2 separate regions of the Mus musculus genome follow, and region 1 is linked to region 2. A link is a loop called in an ENCODE intact Hi-C map of the cell type or tissue named here. Cell type or tissue: left cerebral cortex. All regions are shown on one strand. Each heading gives the region's core, and the rest is flanking DNA. Links, peaks and the distances in the headings are about the cores only. Region 1 has its middle 59 kb from the start of Gm25581. Region 2 has its middle 47 kb from the start of Gm42271.

Region 1 (11,574 bases), core at 1,978-9,977, 360 kb after region 2:
AATCACCTCTCCTATTCCATGCTTTTCTCAGTTGCCTGCAGTTCTTTATGTGGGGTTGAGGCTGGCTTTTCCCATAAAATTTAGTGTGTTTGTTGGTGTCTTCATTATATAGCTCACATTTGGGCATCTATGAGACTTTATGGATATAACTTTTGATGGTACTACGAGACATAGTCTCACCGTAATCACATGGATCGTCAGACTTTTATATTCATTAGACCCCATATTCTGCAATGTTCCCTAAACCTTACATGTTTTTTGTATATGTATCTAATGGGAGTGGGTTCCACAAAGCTGTGCTTTGATTGGTAATGGTTTTCTGTAGTGCACTTCACCAAGTAACTTCTCTTTATAACATAAGAAAACCACTACAGAAAACAATTACATTAGTTAAAAATAACATTTCATCTTTATTTTTAAATACATCATATAATGCCTAGATCTAAACAAAAGATCCAAAGATGAACTGTTTTGTGCGTTGTTAAAAATTTACAATAAGAGAAATAGTGTATTTTGCTTAATTTTGAGTGTATTTGTAGCGATTTATAATTGACGTTCCCCGGACAACCCTTTAAAAGACTAAATTTAAAATAAGGAAGTATTTACTTTATTCATGTATTATAGAGATATTATTTAAAAACTCATGTCTGGAAAAATGTATGCATAATCTATAACTTACCCCAGGTCATTTACTTAGGAGTTTATGGGAACAATCTATCCTTCCATATGATGATAAAATATGGATCTCTGTATATTTTTCCCTGACAACGTGAAACTTCGTAGTGAATGTACTGATAGTTATCAGCCACAGTAATAGAAGCAAAAATATGTTGGAGATTTTCAGGATTTTTTTTCCATGTATCTCATCAGACAAGATTGCTAGATCTGAAACTTCACATCACGCTCGGTCCTTTCATGTGACTGTAGGCATTTTCCCAGTAAAACTCTTCCCAGAAAAAAATATCTGCCTATGCCTCAGAGATCAACTCCATGGATAGGGTTTAAATCAGCCTTTAAATGATAACAGTGCTTGCCTTTGGGAAAGCACATTTGAAGTTTACTTTCAATAAAAGCATGCAAATGAAATGACATTGAAAGTTTATGGAACAATATTGGAGTAATTCTAAGAGCTGAAATATTTTTTTAAAGGTAAGCATTTGTTTTCAGCAGCAAAATATTCAGGTATCCATCAGTTTTTCTAAATATGAATTGTCACTGGCAGAAAATTTAACATGGTAGTTTATGTCACATTTACTTTCTAGTGTTGTTCCTTGTGTTTGTTTGAGATTCAGTGTTTAACTCTCTCTCTGACTAGATGTGATCCTGTGATCCTCTTGCTCCCATTAACTGAGTGCTAAAATTATAGAGATATGTCACCACTTGGCAATGGTTGAAGATAGCATTTTGTTTCGCCACACATCAAAATCAGTGCTCCAAATCTGATAGGCAAGTGCTGTAACATTTAGCCATACTGAGTTTCAGCCAGGTGGGCTCAGCCTCATATGATCCATATTTTTGCATTCATAAATATGTGTTATAGTGCTGGGAGGATGTGGTAAGGAAAATGATTACTTTTGCTTTAAAACATGTACATACACATATACAGGAACACACAGACAGACATGCATGCAGGCACAGCAAGTGTGCTCACATGCATGAGCATGCAAACATACGCACACAGACTCATGGATATTCCCACTCATACAGGCACTCAAGCCCACACACATATAATAGGTTAAGAGATACCCTTAAAGTTCTTATTATATCATTTTAGGTTGATACCATTATATTTAAATATTAAAAATCTTTCTTATACAATATGTATGTATATTAAAAGTCTGCACTCTATTAATGTGCAGTTTTGCATATCTTTATATGAATCTAGAATCTAATTAATAAAGTAAAATTAACATAAAAGCATACAATCTTTATAAACAAGTGTAATTACTTTGTATTTGAATCTCTGGTTTCATGGAAAGTAACAATAACAACAGTGGCATCCTGATACTGGCTACACAGACACTGTGACCCTCTCAGCAGGTAAGGCAAAAGGATAGAGGAATAGCGACATAACTCATTTTATCCCTCATAATCAGACAAAATGTGAGCGTTGGTTAATGATGCTTGGTATACTTTGTTAATGTGGTATGATGTTTTCAATATGGCTGGCCCATGAGAAGTGGCACTTGTTGGAATAGATGTGGTCTTGTTGGAAGAAGTGTGTCACTGTGTAGGTAGGCTTTGAGGTCTCCTATTGCTCCAACTCTGTTTAGTCCAGAAGAGATCCTCTTCCAAGCAGTTTGCAGAAGAGTCTTCTGCCTGCTTTCAGGTCAAAATGTAGAACTCTCAGCTCCTTCTCCTGGTTACATGCTGCCATGGTTCCCACCATGATGATAGTGGACTGAACCTCTAAAACTGTAAGCCAGCTCCAACTGAATGGTTTCCTTTATAAGAGTTACTTTGGTCATGGTATCTCTTCACAGCACTAGGAATCCCAAGACATAAGGTTTGCTCCTGATAATGATTATAAACAAATTTGGAGGCAAATTTGCTGTGATTTACTGGAATGTGTTGCACTCACGTACACATTAGTAAGTGTCTTTGAAAACAGCCACATGGAGGAAGGGCTAATTTTACTCCCAAACTCAACAGTTGTCTGCTGATGGTTAGAAAACAAATTATAATGAACCAAATTGGAATTATAATCAAAGGAATATTGATATTAGTATTACTTAAGTAGTTATATTCTAGATGCTGCTTAGAGTACTGCTGTTATAGATCAGTGAAGTGAAACTATATTAATTTGAAAATTATAATTTTCAAGCAAGAAGTATGACCAGGCAATGATACTATCATTGTTATGTGAGTTAACAGACTTCTCTCTAGTAAGATTAGGGCTTCTTTCACAGAAGGTAATCCCTGCCAAGTACTGTAAGACTGGTTCATAATCCATGCCTAGAAAGATAATAGACAATACCAGGGGCTTACGACTATTGTTTCTTTTCTTTTTTTTTTTTATTGGATATTTTCATTGTTTACATTTCAAATGTTATCCCCTTTCCTGGTTTCCCTCTCAGAAATCCCCTACTCCATCCCCCTCACCTGCTTCTATGAGGGTGTTTCCCCACCCACCCACCCACCACTTTTGCCTCTCCACACTGGCATCCCCCTACACTGGGGCATGGATCCTTCAGACCAAGGGCCTCTCCTCCCATGGATGCCTACAAGGCCATCCTCTGAGACATATGCAGTTGGAGCCATGGGTCCCTCTATGTGTACTCTTTGGTTGGTGATTTAGTCTTTGCGAGCTCTGGAGGCATTGCTAATGTTGTTGGTTGTTATTGTTGTTCTTCCTATAGGGTTGCAAACCCTTTCAGCTCCCTCAGTCCTTTCTCTAACTCCTCCATCAAAGACCTTGTGCTCAGTTCAATGGTTGGCTGCAAACATACTCCTCTGTACTTGTAAGGCTCTGAAAGAGCCTCTCAGGAGACAGCTATATCAGGATGCTTTCAGGAAGCACTTTCTGGCATCCACAATAGTGTCTGGGTTTGGTGACTCTATATGGAATGGATCCCCAACTGGGGCTATCTCTGGATGGTCTTTCCTTCATTCTCTATTCCACACTTTGTCTCCATATTTCCTTCTGTGAGTATTTGTTTCCCCTTCTAAGAAGGACTGAAGCATCCACACTTTGGTCATCCTTCTTCTTGAGCTTTATGTGGTCTGTGAATTGTATTTTGGGTATTCCAAGCCTTTGGGCTAATATCTACTTATCAGTGAGTCCATACCATGTGTATTCTGTGACTGGGTTACCTCATTCAGGATGATATTTTCTAGTTCCATCATTTGCCTAAGAATTTTATGAGGTCACTGTTTTTAATAGCTGAGTACTACTCCATTGTGTAAATGTACCACATTTTCTGTATCCATTCCTTCATTGAAGGGCATCTGGGTTTTTTACAGCTTCTGGCTATTATAAATAAGGCTGCTATGAATATAGTGGAGCATATGTCTTTGTTATATGTTGGCACATCTTTTTGGTACATGTCCAAGAGTGGTATAGCTGCCAGATACACTGAAACTAATAGAAGAGAAGTTGGGGAATAGCCTTGAACATATGGCTACAGAGGGAAATTTCCTGAGCAGAACACCAATGGCTTATGCTCTAAGATCTAAAATAGACAAATGAGACCTCATATAATTGCAAAGGTTCTGTAAGTCAAAGGACACTGTCAATAAGATAAAATGGCAATCAACACATTGGGAAAAGATTTTTATCAACATTACATCCGATAGAGGGCTAATAACCAATATATTCAAAGAACTCAAGGAGCTAGTCTCCAGAGAACCAAATAACCCTATTTAAAAATGGGATACAGAGCTAACCAGAGAATTCTCAACTGAGGAATATTGAATGGCTGAGAAACACTTAAAGAAATGTTCAACATCTTTAGTCATCAGGGAAATGCAAATTAAAACAACCCTGAGATTCCACCTCACACTGGTCAGAAAGTCTAAGATCAAAAACTCAGGTGACAGCAGATGGTGATGAGGATGTGGAGAAGGAGGAACACTCCTCCATTGCTGGTGGAATTTCAAGCTGGTACAACCACTCTGGAAATCAGTCTGGCTGTTCTTCTGAAAATTGAATATAGTACTTTCTACCTAAGGACCCAGCTCTACTATTCCTGGTCACATACCCAGAAGATGCTCTAACATATAACAAGGACACATGCTCCACTATGTTCATAGCAACCATATTTATAATAGCCAGAAACTGGAAACAACCCAGATGTCCCTCAACAGAGGAATAGATACAAAATATGTGGTACATTTACACTATGGAATATTACTTAGCTATTAAAAACAATAACTTGGCCGGGCGTGGTGGCGCACGCCTTTAATCCCAGCACTTGGAAGGCAGAGGCAGGCGGATTTCTGAGTTGGAGGCCAGCCTGGTCTACAGAGTGAGTTCCAGGACAGTCAGGGCTACACAGAGAAACCCTGTTTTAAAAAAATAAATAAAAACAATAACTTCATGAAATTGCCAGGCAAATGGATGGAACTTGAAAATATCATCCTGATTGATGTAATTGAGTCACAGAAGAACACACACAATATGCACTCACTGATAAGTGGATATAATTAGCCCATAAGTTCAGAATATCCAAGATTTACAGGCCATATGAAGCCCAAGAAGAAGGAAGACCAAAGTTTGGATGCTTCAGTGCTTCTTAGAAGGAGGAACAAAATACTCACAGAAGGAAATATGGAGACAAATTTTGGAGCAGAGACTGAAGGAAAGGCCATCCAGAGACTGTCCCACCTGAGGATCTAACCAAACCAGAATGCTATTTTCGATGCTGATAAATGCTTGCTGACAGGAGCCTGATATGGCTGTCTCCTAAGAGGCTCTGCCAGAGCCTGACAAATACAGAGGCAGATGCTTGCAGCCAAACTTTGGACTGAGCACAGGGGTCCCTGATGGAGGAGTTGGAGAAGGAACTGAAGGAGCTGAGGGGTTTTGCAGCCCCATTGGGGGAGCAATAGTTTCAAGTTGTCAAATCCCCCATCCCAGAGCCCCCAGGAACTGGACCACCAACCAAACAGTACACATGGAGGGACCCATGGCTTTGGCCGCATAGGTGGCAGAAGATGGCCTTGTTGGATGTCAGTGGGAGGAACAGCCCTTTGGCCTGAGGGTATTTGATACCTCAGTGTAGGGGAATGCCAGGATGGGTAGACAGGAGTGGGAGATTGATTGGGGGAGCACCCTCATAGAGGCAGAGAGGGGGTGGGATAGGGTGTTTCTGAAGGGGAGACCTGGAAATGGGAAAACATTTGAAATGTTAATATAGAAAATATTTAAATAAATAAATAAAACCCAAGAAATATCTTCTGGAGAATTCTGTGTATTGGAAGAAATTGAGAAATAAGTGACATCAAAATTTAATCTATTCTTGATGAACTACTGTTGCACAGGATAAATTGAGAAGGCTATCTAAGGAAACATTTTCATTGTTTTTGTATTTTTTGTTTTGTTTTGTTTTGTTTTGTTGTTTGTTTGTTTTAACTTGAAAAGAATGAGAAGCCACAGTATGAAAATAAGTATTTCAAGTGATATAGTTCTAGCCATAGTATACTTGAAGCAGAAAAGAGAAAATAGGAAAAAATTTCATCTCTAAGGAATTAGAAAAAACAAATACAAATACAATAGCTCAAAATAGCTATTGCAAGTTAATAGCAACGACTTTCCCAAAGTTGTTTCCATTAGATTATCTTAGTCATAGTAAGAACTTACTAGACCCATCCCTTTGACAGTGTCTGAATTTTCATTCTACCATATAGGTGAGTATTGACTACTTTAATCACATCTGATTTTGTTGCCCTTTCAGATATGAAGGAGAAGATGGCACATGCCATCTTGAAGCATTTGTATGTTATTCTATTCTCATGACAGTTTCATTTCAGTACCACAGTCACCAGGAGCTAGCCATTTTTAGTGAGTCTTGGACAATGACTAAACTTTCCTAAAAAAAATGTCCAAGTTTAATAGAGTTTAACACTTGCCCGTTGATAAGCGTATTTAATATTTTTGCAAAAGTTGTATTTAGCTGCTTCTTTTATACTTGACAACACTGCATTATGTATAAACTCAAAGGCCTACAGCATTTACATGTATCAGCTCATTTGCAAGTGTCCCAGAAATACAGCTGAACATATGGGAGAATACACAAAATATCCCAAAATCAAGTGGTGCAGAATGTGCAGCAGAGAAATGGGGGCGGACTGAGTTGGAAGCTGTGTCAAGATGATGTGGACCTACACAAGTGGGTACCGTGAGATGCTGCTAAAAATAAATAAATACCTTGTCATTGCAGACTCTGACCACAGCACAGGATCTGATGTAAGAGAATGACTCTAGATTTATTTGTTCATTGTTTATTGCTATGATCAGCACAATGAAAACAGCAACCTGGGAAGGAAGAGAATTATTTTTCTTGTATGTCTGTACATCACTAAGAGAAGCCAAGCAGGACCTCAAGAAAGTCAGAGACCTAGAAGCAAGAGCTGAGCTTGCTTCTTTTACTTGTTCTCCATGGGTTGCTCTGCCTGCTTAGGTTCACAAGCCAGGGCCACCTGCCCAGAGATGATACCAACCACAATGGGCTGGACCCTCTCACATCAATCATTGAAATAAAGAAAATTTCCTAGAGACAGCCAAGAGCCAACATTATAGAGCCAGTTCCTCAGCTGAGGTGGTTCCTTTTTCCCAGATGACTTTAGATGTGTCAGTTGATAAATCTATTTACCACAAGAAGAGAAATGAAGACAGAACAGTAGATGCCTACTTAAAATTAAGATCACATTTTAAAAAGGTCTTGAACATCAAATGATTATAGAAAGGTGTCTTAGTCAGGGTTTCTATTCCTGCACAAATATCATGACCAAGAAGCAAGTTGGGGAGGAAAGGGTTTATTCAGCTTACACTTCCTTACTGCTGTTCATCACCAAGGAAGTCAGGACCTGAACTCAAGCAGGTCAGGAAGCAGGAGCTGATGCAGAGGCCATGGAGGGATGTTCCTTACTGGCTTGCTTCCCCTGGATTTCTCAGCTTGCTTTCTTATAGAACCAAGACTACCAGCCCAGAGATGGTCCCACCCACAAGGGGCCTTTCCCCCTTGATCACTAATTGAGAAAATGCCTTACAGTTGGATCTCATGGAGGCATTTCCTCAACTGAAGCTCCTTTCTTTGTGATAACTCCAGCTGTGTCAAGTTGACACGAAACTAGCCAGTACAAAAGGCATCCTTTAGCTTAATCATTTCAAAGAAGTTGAAAACGAGGATAAAACTTTACCTGCTGTATCATAGTGTTCAGATATTGAGTGTATCCCAAAAGTATATGTTTTAAAAAGCTTTACTCTGGAGTGATGTTTTTGTTAATGATTGTAGCAGAGACACCTTTTGGACAGTTTTGGTTATCCAGTCACTATACATTCCAAAGTGGACTGAATGACCGTGTTCTTCCTTTTCTGGTTCTCATTTATTTCCTGATAATGGGCAGAGTATCACTTTGTCATATATTCCTCACTTTTACTAGGAGGATACCCACCAGAGATCAAAACATTAGGGATCACCTGTCTGTGAACTGATATACCCCAAACTGTGAGCTCTAAACCCTGGTTGTTTTATTATTTGAAAGGTTCATTATAGTGATGTGAATATCACAACACACACACACACACACACACACACACACACACACACACACAATTTCTATTGTGACAAATCACAAAACTGAACAGCTGTCATGATAGTGATAAGTCCTTCCTCACTTATAAACTACCTTCCCTACTAGGTATCATTTATATTCTGCATGCCCAAGCTTCTTTTCAAAACATATCATTTTGATCAATACTACATATAAGATAATGTTTAACACAAGAGTAAAACAACTAATATTGAAAATATCTTTCTTAGTATTAGCAATAGTAGCAAAATGTTTTTGTTTTGTTTTTGTTTTTATATACATCAAACCCCATATGTAGATTTGGGGAGGTGACATTTTTTTTTAAATAATAGGAAGGAAATAGAAAATTATGAAATAATAGAAGAAGCTATTGTAAACACAATCTAGGTGTGTTTCATTATGCAGATTTTTTTGTATGTGTCACCTCCAATTAGATAGAGCTCTAGCTAACTCACTAAAGAACTATGCTCTGTTGCCTCTCTATAGCCATCTCTTTCCTGATCAAGTAGCCATGATCAGTTCTCCCCTGTTGTTTGCTACTTTCAGAATGACATAACATGAAGGAGATAATCCCATTCAGGGAGGGCATATATGATGGTTAACTAAATCGGCATGCCTATAAACTGCCTTTTCTATATTTATGCCTGTGCCCATAGACATAAATAAATGGCTTCCAGATACAATCCGAAAAGCCTTTCCTTGCAGTCGATGGTACTGGATGTAGAGATTTGTCCTGTCCAAGTTGAGCTACAAGTGTGTGTTTAACCCTAAACAAGTCAGGAATAATACTCCCGGTAAGAGTCAGTAAACACCGAGGAACAAAAGGGTAGGAAGCATGTAAGAGCTGCAAAATAAGGTGATACTCAATTAGTTACTGTAATCATCAACTCACATCAATGTAGCTAACTGCGCTGGTATCACAAACGACTATTTCAACCAACAGTCAGTCACTGAAGGGGTGTTTGTGTGGGGCTCACAGGTCCTATCTTTTACCTCTGAGCTATTGGCTATTGATAGACTGGGAGATAAGGAATCACTGCTGAGCTTCACATACTCTGTTCAGTTTACCAAGCTCAAAGAGATAGCTTCAAATTCATGGTTAAAATGGTCCTTGCTGGTCTTAGTGTTTGGAAAAATTAAATGAATAGACATTAACCTGAGAGAAAGGTTTGTGGGGATGAGGAAGTGTAGACGGGGTGGGAAGGAGGTAGAGGGTGAGAGGAGACAGCATTGAGGAACTAAAAACCGAGGCTTGAAGAGGAATCCACAGAGTAAAGATGCTTGCTGTCTTACTCCAAGGCATGTTCATACACCTTTCTACAATTGACTTCATTCGCTTAGCATAATGGCTTCAAGTTCCACCTGTGTTAGAGCCAATAGTCCAAATTCCATTTTTTAAGGTTTAATACGACTATTCTGTATTTACAGGTCATGATTTTCTTTAAATGTATTTGTCTGTTGGCGATGTTTCAATTGTTTCCTATTTTGTGACTAATATGATGATGACTAATGCATTGCATATATATCTTGAGACTCAGGCTCATATAGTTTTGGCTGTATACACCTAAGGGGAATTTTAGTCTCTGAGTCTAGGTATTATTATTACTTACACACCTCCTTTGCTCTGTTTTTCCATAGGACTTTAACTATCATGTTTAGAGCATGCAAAAAACTAAATTCCATAGTTAATATGAAAGTCACTTAAACTGAGGAAGGCAGTTCAAATGCAAAGATATTTCTTAAATTATCCAAGACAGAAGTACATGGAGGAAAAGCAATGTGAAAGGTTATTTGAAAACTGATTTGGACCCAAATCGATTTAAAGACTGAGGTCAATTAAAGTAAAACAGGTAAATGGCAAGAGGGAGCTGTGTGTCAGCACCTATTTCGTTTTAGATTTTTCTAATAACTGGTTAAGTGTTTGTGAAATGGCCAATGCCAAATCTTTGTCAGGGAAAATTTATTCAAATTAAAAATATTGATTAAATTTATTACCTGTAGTGTTTTGGAAGTGAACTTTTACTGTGAAGAGAATTGCTTTCAGGGCAAATGTGACGTTAGTGACTATTAACAGAGACTGTGTGTTAGACAGAGCTGTGACAGAAGAGTGGTGAAAACAGAGGCTGGACCCAAAGGCAGAGAACTCTCCAATCACCAAGATTCAGAAAACAGCTGGAAGGAACAGTTTGTAGTCTGTGAACTTCCAGTGAGGTGTCTGTTTCAATAGTATATCTTAGCAATAATTCAAAATGCTATCTGATACATTGTATTGTTTACCTCATTTAAGTAATAAAAGAATGATAGTGTCTATTCTGTCCTTACAAAATGGTTAAAATTAATGTATATAGGCATTCTATAAGAAACACTGCATCATATTTCACAATACTGCTCCTGGTTTTATTCAGATGTCAGTGACTGGATGTGTCATCATCTTATATGTGAATATTAGTTGAGTGCCTTTATATCCATTTATCTATAAAAGTGAACATTTTAAGCAATTATATTTTAATTTTTTTAAATTTCACTCTTTCTACTCCAGCAATTATGTTTTGCTTTGTCAAAGTGTTGTACTTAGGTTCATGATGCCCATATTATAAATAATGAGATAGATTAAATCAGAAGATTTCATCTTATAATATGTTTTCTGGGTCACTATACAGACAAGAGAACACATATAGTAATCCATGGTTTTTATAAATCAATCTCACTAAAGTACACATCTATCCCACAAGTCCTGCATATTAAATCCTCAATTGAAGACTATTCTAAGTTCATTGGTACAATCTGTGCTCTCAATCTATGTGAAATATAACCAAGACACATTAAGAAAAATCCCAATTACTCACATAGATGGTTTTAAATTTAAAAACAAAGGTGACAAAACTATTAAACAAGATAGAATAAAATACCACAAGGACAGAAGAGATAATATGTTATGGATACTCAAAAAAGGAAATGTATAACAATGTAGTAGCTGGAGAATAAAAATAAAGAGTTTAATGAAACTGTCAAACAAAAAAAATCTGTGCCACAATTATGCTAAATGTCAAAATGTACATATAAAATACAGCTATAATGGAGAAATGTGAGTTTGCACACAGTGAAATTCAGTAATTGAGAATTAGATTCTTTAGTAATTCAATACACATTTTATTGAGGTGCTAAGATTTAGAAGATAATATCTAGAGAGCTAATAGCCTCTATTTGATAACATGTTATTGGAAGAATAATATATAAACACTAGCATACAATCATTTAAAAAAATACCACAATCATAGGTCCTGCTAACTCAGATTTCAAGGATAAAAGTTTGAGTTTAGA
Region 2 (11,574 bases), core at 2,415-10,414:
ATTTAATGATTTTAATGATCTTTACACAGGTTTGTACTTTAAAAAATCAAAATATTCATCTATAATTTTCTTGCTGATTTTATCTCCATAAAGCTGAAAAATTCTAATAAATGTAGTAAAGTCAACAAACAAAGGCAAACCAGTATTCTTCATATAGACATGTGTGTGTAGGCCAGGAGAAGTCTATTAGGAATCATTTTTTTAAAAAAAGCTAAAACATTGAGAGAGTAAGACAAGAGAGAAAATAAATAAATAAAATGCATTAGTTATAACAAAAATCCAAATGCAAGTATCTTTCTTTCTTTCTTCCTTTCTTTCTTTCTTTCTTTCTTTCTTTCTTTCTTTCTTTCTTTCTTTCTTTCTTTCTTTCTTTCTATACGTACATACATATATGAGGGTGTGTCTACCTCTGTGTGTGTGTGTGTGTGTGTGTGTGTGTGTGTGTGTGTGAAGTATATGTCAGAGGTTGACAACAGATATCTTTCTAAGTTGTTTTACAGCTCATTCTTTTGAGACGGTCTCTCACTGGATATGTTATTCACTTATTTGATTCGATTGGGACTGTACAGCTGTACAGCAATTTCTTTCAACTGACACATTCTACCCTCCAAGAAGTACTTTAAAACTTAGGAAGTTGACAACTCACAAGTCTCAGGAAGTCCTAATAACTTATCAAATTCAGAAGACTTTTCCATCCCCAAGTTTATACACACAGAAGAACTGCTGAGAAAGTGATTCTATGACTTTCCAAACTGTTTGCAAGTCATGAACAGGGCTCCAGAATTCAGCTTTCATAATTCATTGTCCATGGTTAGTGGGAGCTGTCTTTTTTTTTTTTTTTAAATGATGGAGCAGGCTTTGGATATTCCATGCTTCCTGCAGGTAAACCTTCACCTATTATTTCTGTCAGCAATCTTATTAAACTCATTTGTTCACCAAATGAAATTCCAAGATCTGACAAAGATACCAAATTCACAATTGGTTTGTACTACAGATATAGCTTATAGTAGTAATTACTTTAGAGAATAGCATCAACTTGTTTGAGAAAATAACACAATGTAAGAAAATAAAATTGGTATACTTCTTTGGTGTGTGTGTGTGTGTGTGTGTGTGTGTGTGTGTGTGTGTGTAAGCCCTGAATAGTGGTGTCAAGATGGCTATAGCTTCATAGTTCTTTATCATATGGAAATTTCCCATGCTCATTAAGTATCTCTTAATAGTTTGGTTAATTCAGAACTTGGCTTTGAAACTTCAAACTTCATTTCCTGCTGTGGTTATCATTAGTGTTTGGGTGGTCACAGGGTACTATTGCCCTTGGACATGCTTGTGTAATTATCTTCTTTTTGATGTAGAAATCATCTCATCAAGATTAATATATACCCCCAAAGTCCACATAATTAGGCAGAAGTAAAATTCAAAGTTTAGTCTCTGTTCTTTCTTTAGCTTAGAGCCAATTCCAAGAACTATTTTTATTTCTTTTTATTTATTTATTTATTTATTTATTTATTTATTTTTTTGATAAGTTGCTATTGAAAAGAGGCCAGGCCTTTCCTTCTCACCACTGTGCAAAATTCTGTCCTCTTAAGTGGAAGGGTCTATAAGAAGTGTTAGAAGTAGACTTAAAGGCTCATTTGTGGCGCCTAGTGGATAAAGTTGGTTTTATGTGCTATATTGATGCGTGTCAAACCAGCATGAGGACACCTGACCTACTTTTAAAAGTCAAATCTTCTGTTGCGCGCTTATGCATTTGAAGCTACAGGCTTTCTGCTTACAGATTTTCCAGTAAACTGGAGGAAGAATTTTATGACTTAACATGCTGAAGCTGTGGCTTACGGCATCTGATAAAGGCACCAAAAGAGAAATTGCCTTAAGCCTTCTAGGAAGAAGAGTAAATAGAATAAATGTTTAAAGGTGACATTCAGATTGGAAAATGAAAAAACTCACTGTACACACACACACACACACACACACACACACACACAAACACACACACACATCCAAGAGTGTAGCATCATAATGAATCCATCCTCATTTTCATCTGGAAAACTTTGGTCTATATACCAATATACATATGAACAAATAACATGAATTAATAAATGAGTTATGCTACAATATGAACATAGGTGACACATTGAGAATAGATACTGCAGATGAAAATAGTTCTTACTGCACTTGATTAGAATTATAAAACAAGATGATATTTTAGGAAAATTAAAAACAATGTTCTGTTTCAGATAAGTAGGACTAAATCTAAGGTCCAACAGATTATATAAAATAAAATACATATTTATTTTATTTATGATGGCATTAAACCCATAAAATAATGCTAACTATATGTTACTAAGGAAGTGAGTCTATGTATTGACATTTTATGGTAGACAACAATATTCAGTCCCAAAGTATTTCTTAGTACTCAGATGAGAAATTATCTTGACAGAGTGAACAGCTGTTCTCACCACAAAAGATAGGCTTTTAAGACACTGCCAAATTTTAAATCTAAAAATGGAAATATTATTATTTGCTATACAAGCTTTTTGCTAGGATCACATAGAATAATCTATGTGACAGTATTTAAAAATTTCCCATCTTTCATTCCATTTATTAATTCTCTTTACATTTGGTTTGAATTTCTTTCATTGATCCTGAGCTTGGGTCTTTTCCTGGGCTGGGAACTAGGAATATAGTAATGAATAGGGTGAAGTCCCAGCTGTTGTGAAACGATGTTATTTTGGAGAAAACATGATCCTTCTACCAAATTACATCACCAGTGGTTTACGGTTGTATTGTTAAGGACGAAGTTGTGATGAGTATTAAGCTGGCAGGGATGACTGCCTTGAGGTTTAGGGTCTCTGAAAGCTGGGCTAGGATTAATTAGGCACATAGGGATCCAGGACCAGTAGAAGAAAAGGCATGTTTAAATGCTCTGAGGTAGGAAATATAAACAGTTTTATGAGCACTGAAGTAGGACTATGAGTCTGGCTTCATATAAGGACAGCCAAGCATAGGGGCATAGTCTATAATTCCAGCACTCAGACCTCTGTGAGTTCAAGGTCAGCCTGAATTACATTCCTAGTGAGTTTCAGGTCAGCTAGAATTACATAGTCAGAACCTGTCCTCACAGAAGGGTGGGGGCACACAGAAAGAGAAAAGGAAGGAAGAAAGGATGGAGGAAAAAAGAAGGAAGGAAGGAAGGAAGGAAGGAAGGAAGGAAGGAAGGAAGAAGGAAGGAAGGAAGGAAGGAAGGAAGGAAGGAAGGAAGGAAGGAAGGAAGGAAGGAAGGAAGGAAGGGAGGGAGGAAAGGGAGAAAAAGGACAATGGCACTTGAACAAGCTGGTAAGAAGGCAGTGGCAGGTTGTCTCATTTCCTGAGCAGATCTTTAAACAAAGGACAAAGATCTTCCAAATACATTCAAGCAAGAAGGCAGTATGGTGACCCAACGAACAACAGAAATTGATTTTTCTTAAAATTAACATAGAACTTATGCCAATTGACCAAGCAAGAAATAATGGAATCTTTGGAAGTGTTGACAGAAGACATGCAGAGGGGCATCTCTAAGGCATCTACCTGTTCATGGTCATTCCTATCAATATAGATGCTGCCAGGCACTAAGCATGGCTGGATATTCAGGGTGAAATAAATATCCCTTTTGTCCATAATGACTTGATTATTGGCATTGTAACTGGTGTCTTTTTCACCATCTAGAAAGATTTCTCATTTGAAAGGAACAGATGACTTGTATGGGTCTAATGAGTTGGAAGCTTTCATTCTATCACATATTAGTTGATCAATAGTTTAGCAGGACTTTCTGAAGTTGAGGTTTGATCCTCTGTTTGGGGACATATCAATCTAATTTCAGAAGTTCCATTTTTCTGAAGGTTATAGAGACTGACATGTTATTTTAAAGACCTGGTGCTGGTGTGTGCCTCCTTGTTGTCTCTATATTTGCTAAGCATTTAGATAAAAGGTAACTTTTATTTGGATACATCTATGACTATACTAAGAATCCCAACCCCACATCTCATCCTTGAGTTGCTGAGCATACTGCAAGAGCTGGTCTTTGACAAAAGACAAATCACAATCAAACAATATACTAATAATCTAGGCTTTTGTTGAAGCCCTTTCATTAATTATGTTCCATATGACAGGTGAACTCTAGTTACAAAGAGAATAATTAAAAACAATAAAGTGCGTTGGTAGATATCAAGTAGTCTTGACTTACTCTACTACAGAGAATTTCCAAGGGCACACATAGCTCAGCGTGAAGCTGTGAATTTAAGAACAAAAATAAATGGGGGATTTGAAGACATATTGCAGGTAAAAGTATTGAATATTACCTGGCCTCATAGGTTGGGAGTTGGACTCATTGCTTCGTTGCAACATCCTACATGTCTGGCTTCTGGAATCCTGACTAGGGTATATTGTTGGAATGAAGAACTGACAGACATGTAGACACATATACAAAAAAGCTAGGGTCAGGTGGATTGTATGCATTCTGTTGGAGTTGCACCAACTACCATAGCAACCCAGAAGCTCAGTGCACTTCTTATGTACAGCACAGGGATTCAAGTGATGGCTAGTCTTGATTGAAGATGTCTGTTGGCGAGCAGTCATCTGGTAGAAGGGAAACTACAGTTGATTTTAGTTTTTGCACACAAAGGACAGTCATTCATAAACTTTCATATGTGAACAGAGGAAGACTTTGCCCTTCTGAACCTGACCCAGGAAAACGGCTTTGTCATTTTCCCATGAGTCTAATACCTTGGTCCTAGAAATGACTAGTGCATGCCAAGCAGTATACAATTCATCAGAACTGCTTTCACTGGTGAATTCACTGGCTTTCTACACTGCATTCTCAGGATATTTGCTCTTTTGGTGATGAAAAGTGACTCTCATCACAAGATTCTTGAAACTATATTTCTCAAGGCAGTTGGAGAATCACCCAAAGGATATAATCCCTAGTCTAAGCTGTAGTACATTTGTGGAGAAGCTTGCCAAGGACCAACCTTGTCTTGGAAAGGAGTTCTGGGTTGCTATGGTAGTTGCTATAGCTCCATCAGAATGTATACAACCCACCTGACTCCAACTTTTCTATATGTATCATGCTGCCATTCTTCACTACCACAATAACCCTAGTAGTCAGGGTGTCAGGTCCAAAACATGTAGGATGTTGCAATGCATCTCTGGGTCCAATGAGGGAGAGTTTGGGAGTGGTGAAAGAAACAACTTGAAGTCAATTATGGTTACAAGCCAACAGCACAGTGTTCTGTGTGAGCAGGCCCTCCAAAACAGCTGTGTAGACAGCTCTGCTCTTGCAGACTAAAGCCAAGTCTTTTATTTACATATCGATTCAATCGTTACCCCAGGTTCCCTATTGATTATCTTATGAAACAGCATTTTAAGTTCTTAGCTATTTGATTCTTAGAAAAGGACATCAAGTACATTTGTTTTTTACAGAGCAAATGGATTCAGAGATCCGCCTACCTTTGTAAGCACACAATACATTTAGCTGGATGGGATCCCATCCTGAGATCACCATTCCAACCACACCCAGACCTAAATTTACTTAGGAATCTGCCTGCCTTTGTAAGTATAGACAAAAATCTAGCTGAGTGGGCTCTAGCTGTGAGATTACCATTCCCCAAATCTCTTCATCTCTTTCCTTAATCTCTTTCTGACAAGCTGGCTCCTTAGTGCAGCTGCCCTTGCTCTTTTTTGTACAAGAAGCCCCCTCATATTATTTATAACACACCCTCATATTTTGCATAGATGAGTCATTATTCTCACCATCTTAAGGGCTATCTTAAAAGTCACAGCGTTTACCATTTTTGTTGAGAAACACATTCTCCCCTCCTGGACTTGTGCTGTTTTTGATTATCATGGAGTCATTAACCTTAACAGGGAGAGCATTCCCTGAAGGAAGAACATGAAACTATGTATGTTATTATACAAATAAGCCTTATGTCTAGCAACCATCAACACCAAATGGAGGCCTTTTTTCTGCTAGCTGTGTTTCAGGGGCAGGGGTTGTTTTATGCTATCCCTTCTGCATGGCAGGACTTGGCAGAAGCTCACCTATATCTTAACTAAGTAATTGATGCCAAGAGAAGTTTGCATAAGATTTGCAACCTCCACATATTCCCAGACACTTAGAAGGGTATTTATACATCTAGGACTGTGGGCATGAGGGACAAAGTCGCAAGAATCTGAGTAACTCCTATTATTGTTCATAAAGGAAAAAATCCTTAGAGCCCTTGTAAAGGTAGGAGGAGTTATATCATGTCTGGAATGTGTGGATAGATATGCTTACAAATATATCATGTGTAATGTGAATAAATGAATAAAATCTAAATAATATTCACAAACAAGAATATCATTAAATTGTATTTAATTTATTTTTAATAGGCCTCAACCTTAAATATATGGAAAAAGTAAGAGTATAGGGGTACTATCTAGTCACATTTATGAAACTAGTACTTTTCTGAACTAATCAAGATGTAAAAAGAAGAAGACTTTAGGACAGTAACCTTTGTGAATTTAGATGCAAAATACTTCCTATAAGCAATCCAAACCAACAGTAAGTAGAATATATTTTATAACATGGCCAAGTGATATTTGTACAAAGAATACAGTTATTTTGAGCTATAGAAGCCAAGCAATGTAGCATAAGTAGAATAAAAGGAAAGAAGCACATCTTCCCAACAATGCAGAGAAGTGTATGCAAATCTAATCTGCACACTAGGCATTCAAGCTTCATGGACCAGTTAATATCAACATCATTAGTATTAGTATAATGAGGCAAAGTAGCATCACAGAAAACAGTACATTTTGGCTTACAGTTCTAACCAGTCGGAGGCATGGCAGCACCAGCAGATTGGCACACTTGAGAACTTTAAAGTATGTGTGAGAGGAATAGATTGGAGACTACATATGGAAATTGAATGTTAGTTGAGGACTCAAATGGGGTACTCTTATAACCATTATTCTTTTCCATTCTCATACTTTTGATGCAGCATCTCTGAAGCTTACTATGTAGACTTGGCTGTGGTTTCTTGCTTCTGCCTGTCAAATGGTAGGATTATAGGAGTGTATACCTAGCTACACTTTCTCTTTTGATTGCACTATTTCTGGAGAGAAGCTTTAATTTCCTTTGTGGCTCCCACCCACTCTCTGAACCACCACAGTAGACCAAACCTCCAGCATATGAGCCATTCCAATGTTCAAACTTATCCTATTGCTATGCTGAGTGATGATGGTGATCTCATCTAGCGGACAAAGGGCATCTATAAAAATCCTGAAACTAGCAACATGTTCAAGACTGAGTTGCCCTGTCTTAGTTAGGGTTTTACTGCTGTAAACAGACACCATGACCAAGGCAAATCTCATTAAAAAAAAAAAACAAAAAACAAAATTTAATTGGGGCTGGCTTGCAGGTTCAGAGGTTCAGTCCGTTATTATCAAGGTGGGAGCATGGCAGTATCCAGGCAGGCATGGTGCTGGCAGAGCTGAGAGTTCTACGTCTTTATTCAAAGGCTGCTAGTGGAAGACTGACTTCCAGGCAACTAGGGTGGGGATCTTACGCCAACACCCACAGTAACACACCTACTCCAACCAGGTCACACCTATTCCAAAAAGGTCACACCTCCAAATGGTGCCACTCCCTGGTCCAAGAATAAACAAACCATCACAGGCCCTAAGATCATGAATGAGACAAGGACATTTAATCTCCCAATTTATATTCTGCATTAGAGGAGAGGTTCTAATTATGCAACCAACAAGAAAAAAAAAAAGAAAGAAAAAATATTTTTTATGAAGGAAACAGTAAAACAGCTGCATTTGCTGGCAGCATGAGCTCAATGAAAGGAAATCCCAGCAACTACAACAGAAGTCTTCAGAGCTCATTAATGAATAGATCAACAACAGCCTGCAAGCTAGTATAAATTCACGTATGTAACACCCAGAGAAAGAGTCACTCTCAGGTGCTCTAACATGCCCAGGATCATAGGATCAGAGGTGAGGACACAACATCTGTTCCAACACCACAGGGAGTAACTGAGACCAGCAGAACCCAGGGATGAAGGAACTCTGCCCGACCAGTGGCTCAGGTTCCTTTTGGTCTGGGCCAGTGCCCTGAGCAGACCTTGGGCATGAAATCCTCAGCAAGTTCCACAACACCTAGAGGAAGCTCCACTCCCAGGTGCTCTAACACACCCAGGACCACAGGATCCCAGGTTCCCAGGATCCCAGGAGCTTGGTCCCACCAGAATCTCAGGGTCCCAGAGGAAGTTTGACTTCCAGGAGCTCTGACACACTTAGGATCTCTGGAATCACAGGATCCTAGAATCACAGGATCACAGACACAGCTGAACTCTGAGGAGTTTTGACACAACCAGGATCACAGGAAGAACAGGCTCTAGTTAGATATAGGAGGGCAGGTAGCACTAGAGATAATCAGATGGCAGGAGGCAAGCATAAGAACATAAGTAACAGAAACCAAGGTAACTTGGCATCACCAGAACTCCACCATAGCAAGTCCTGGATACACTATCATACCAGAAAAACAAGATCTAAAGTCAGTTCTTAGAATGGTATTAGAAGAGTTTAAGACTGTCTTTAAGGGAGATAACTCCCTTAAAGAAATACAGGAGAGCCCAGGAAACAGCTAGAAGTCCTTAGAGAGGAAACACAAAAATCCCTTTAAAGAGTTACAGAAAACACAATCAAATAGGCAAAGGAAATGAACAAAACATTCCAAGATCTAAAAATAGAAACAGAAACAATAGAAATCACAAAGGGAGAGAACCCTGGATTTAGAAAACCTAGGAAAGAGATCAGGAGTCATATATGCAAGCATCACCAACAGAATACAAGAAATAGAAGAGAGAATCTCAGGGGCAGAAGATGCCTTGAAAAACATTGACACACTAGTAAAAGAAAATGCAAAATGCAATAAGCTCCTAACCCAAAACATCCAGGAAATCCAGGAAAAAATGAGAAGATCAAACCTAAACATAATAGGTAAAGAAGAGAGTGGAGATACCCAACTTAAAGGGCCAGTAAATATCTCCAACAAAATTATAGAATAAAACTTCCCTAGCCTAAAGAAAAAGATGCCCATGAACATACAAGAAGCCTACAGAACTCCAAGTAGACTGGACCAGAAAAGAAATTCATCTTGTCACATAATGATTAAAACGCCAAATGCACTAAACAAGAAAAGAATAATAAAATCAGTAAGAGTAAAAGGTCAAGTAACATATAAAAGCAGACCTATCAGAATTAAGCCAGACTTCTCACCAGAGACTATGAAAGCTACATGATCCTGGGCAGATGTCATACAGACCCTAAGACAACACAAATGACAGCTCAGGCTACTATACCAAGCAAACCTCTCTCAATTACCATAGAGGGATAAACCAAGATATTCCAAGACAAAACCAAATTTTCACAATATCTCTCCATAAATTCAGCCATACAAAGGATAATAGTTGGAAAACTCCAACACAGGAGGGGCATTACACCCTAGAAAAGGCAAGGAAATAATCTTTTAACAAATACAAAAAAAGATAACCTCATGAACAGAATCCCAACTCTAACAACAAAAATAGCAGGAAGTAACAATTACTTTTCTTTAATATCTCTTAATATCAATGGACCCAATTTCCCAATAAAAAGACATAGACTAACAGACTGGCTATATAAATAGGACCCAACATTTTGCTGCATACAAGAAACCCACTTCAGAAACAAAGACAGACACTAGCTCAGAGTAAAAGGCTAGAAAACAATTTTCCGAGTAAATGGTTTGAAGAAACAAGCTGGAGTAGCCATTCTAATATCGAATAAAGTAGACTTTCAATCTAAAGTTATCAAAAAGGACAAGAAGAGACACTTCATACTCATCAAAGGTAAAAGTCTACCAAGAGGAACTCTGAATTCCGAACATCTATGCTCCAAATGCAAGGGCATCCACATTCATTAAAGAAACTTTAGTAAATCTCAAATCACACACAATAATAGTAGGATACTTCAACACCTCACTCTTGTCAATGGACAGATCATGGAAATGGAAGCTAAACAGAGACATAGTAAAACTAACAGAAGTTATAAAACAAATGGATTTAACAAATATATATAGAACATTTTATCCTAAAACAAAAGGATATACCTTCTTCTCAGCACCTCATGGTACCTTCTCCAAAACTGGCCATATAATCAGTCATAGAACAGGCCTCAACAGATACAAAAATATTGAAATAATCCTCTGCATCCTATCATCACCACAGACTAAGGCTCATCTTCAGTAACAACATAAATAATAGAAAGCCAATATACACGTGGAAACTGAACAATACTCTATTCAATGATAACTTGATCAAGGAAGAAATAAAGAAAGAAAGACTTTTTAGAGTTTAATGAAAATGAAACCACAACATACGCAACTTATGGGACACAATGAAAGTAGTCCTAAGAGGAAAACTCATAGCTCTGAGAGCCTCCAAAAAGAAACTGGAACATGCATACCCTAGCAGCTTGACAGCACACCTAAATGCTCTAGAACTGAAGGAAGTAAATTTACCCTAGAGAAGTAGATGGTAGTTCCTCAGAAAATAGGGCATAGTACTACCAGAAGATCCAGCAATACCACTCCTGGGCATATACCCAGAAGATGCTCCAACATGTAATAAGAACACATGCTCCACTATGTTCATAGCAGCCTTATTCATAATAGCCATAAGCTGGAAAGAACCCAGATGTCCCTCAGCAGAGGAATGGATACAGAAAATGTGGTACATTTACAAAATGGAGTGCTACACAGCTATTAAAAACAATGAATTTGTGAAACTCTTAGACAAATGGATGGATCTGGAGGATATCATCCTGAGTGAGGTAACTCAATCACAAAAGAACACACATGATATACACTAACTGATAAGTGAATATTAGCCCAGAAGCTCAGAGTACCCGATACAGTTTTTAAAACACATGAAAGTTAAGAAGAAGGAAAAACAAAGTGTGGATACCTTGATTCTTCTTAGAAGGGGGAACAAAATACCCATGGAATGAGTTATAGAGACAAAGTTCGGAGTAGAGAATGAAGGAATGGCCATTCAGAGACTGCCCCACCTGGGGATCCATCCTATAAACAACCACCAAAACCAGACACTATTGTGGATACCAACAAGAGCTAGCTGGCAGGAGCCTGATATAGCTGTCTCCCAAGAGGCTCTGCCAGTGCCTGACAAATACAGAAGTGTATACTCACAGCCATCCATTGGACTGAATAGAGGGTCCAATGAAGGAGCTCCAGAAAGTACCCAAGGAGTTGAAGGAGTTTGCAGCCCCATAGTAGGAAAAACAATATGAATTAACCAGTATCCCCAGAGCATCCTGGGAATATACCAACAATCAAAGAAAACACATGGTGGAACTCATGGCTCTAGCTGCATATGTAGCAGCAGATGGCCTAGTCAGTCATCAATGGGAGGAGAGGCCCTTGGTCTTGTGAAGGTTCTATGCCTCAGTATAGGTAAATGCCAGGGCTAGGAAGTAGGAGTGGGTGGGTTCGTGAGCAGG

Evidence for each region. A loop is a pair of places that touch in the nucleus more often than their neighbours do. Peaks named below come from ENCODE experiments on the same cell type or tissue, not always from the same donor. Only the 100,000 strongest peaks of a DNase experiment are listed, where the experiment ranks them.
Region 1: a loop joins it to region 2, with 4 times the contacts of the local background. A loop is called at or near these places in 2 of 42 quality-filtered maps.

The regions. Positions count from the first base shown.
Region 1 is chr4:39,194,531-39,206,104 of GRCm38, reverse strand. No RefSeq gene overlaps it. Among named protein-coding and RNA genes, the nearest start is that of Gm25581, 59 kb to the left of the region's middle. In left cerebral cortex, for the core only: no CTCF peak of the experiment used is centred there; DNase peaks (open chromatin) are centred at 4,044, 4,855 and 6,758; H3K27ac peaks cover 1,386 bases.
Region 2 is chr4:39,550,248-39,561,821 of GRCm38, reverse strand. No RefSeq gene overlaps it. Among named protein-coding and RNA genes, the nearest start is that of Gm42271, 47 kb to the right of the region's middle. In left cerebral cortex, for the core only: no CTCF peak of the experiment used is centred there; DNase peaks (open chromatin) are centred at 5,557, 6,035, 6,860, 7,043 and 1 more place; H3K27ac peaks cover 1,207 bases.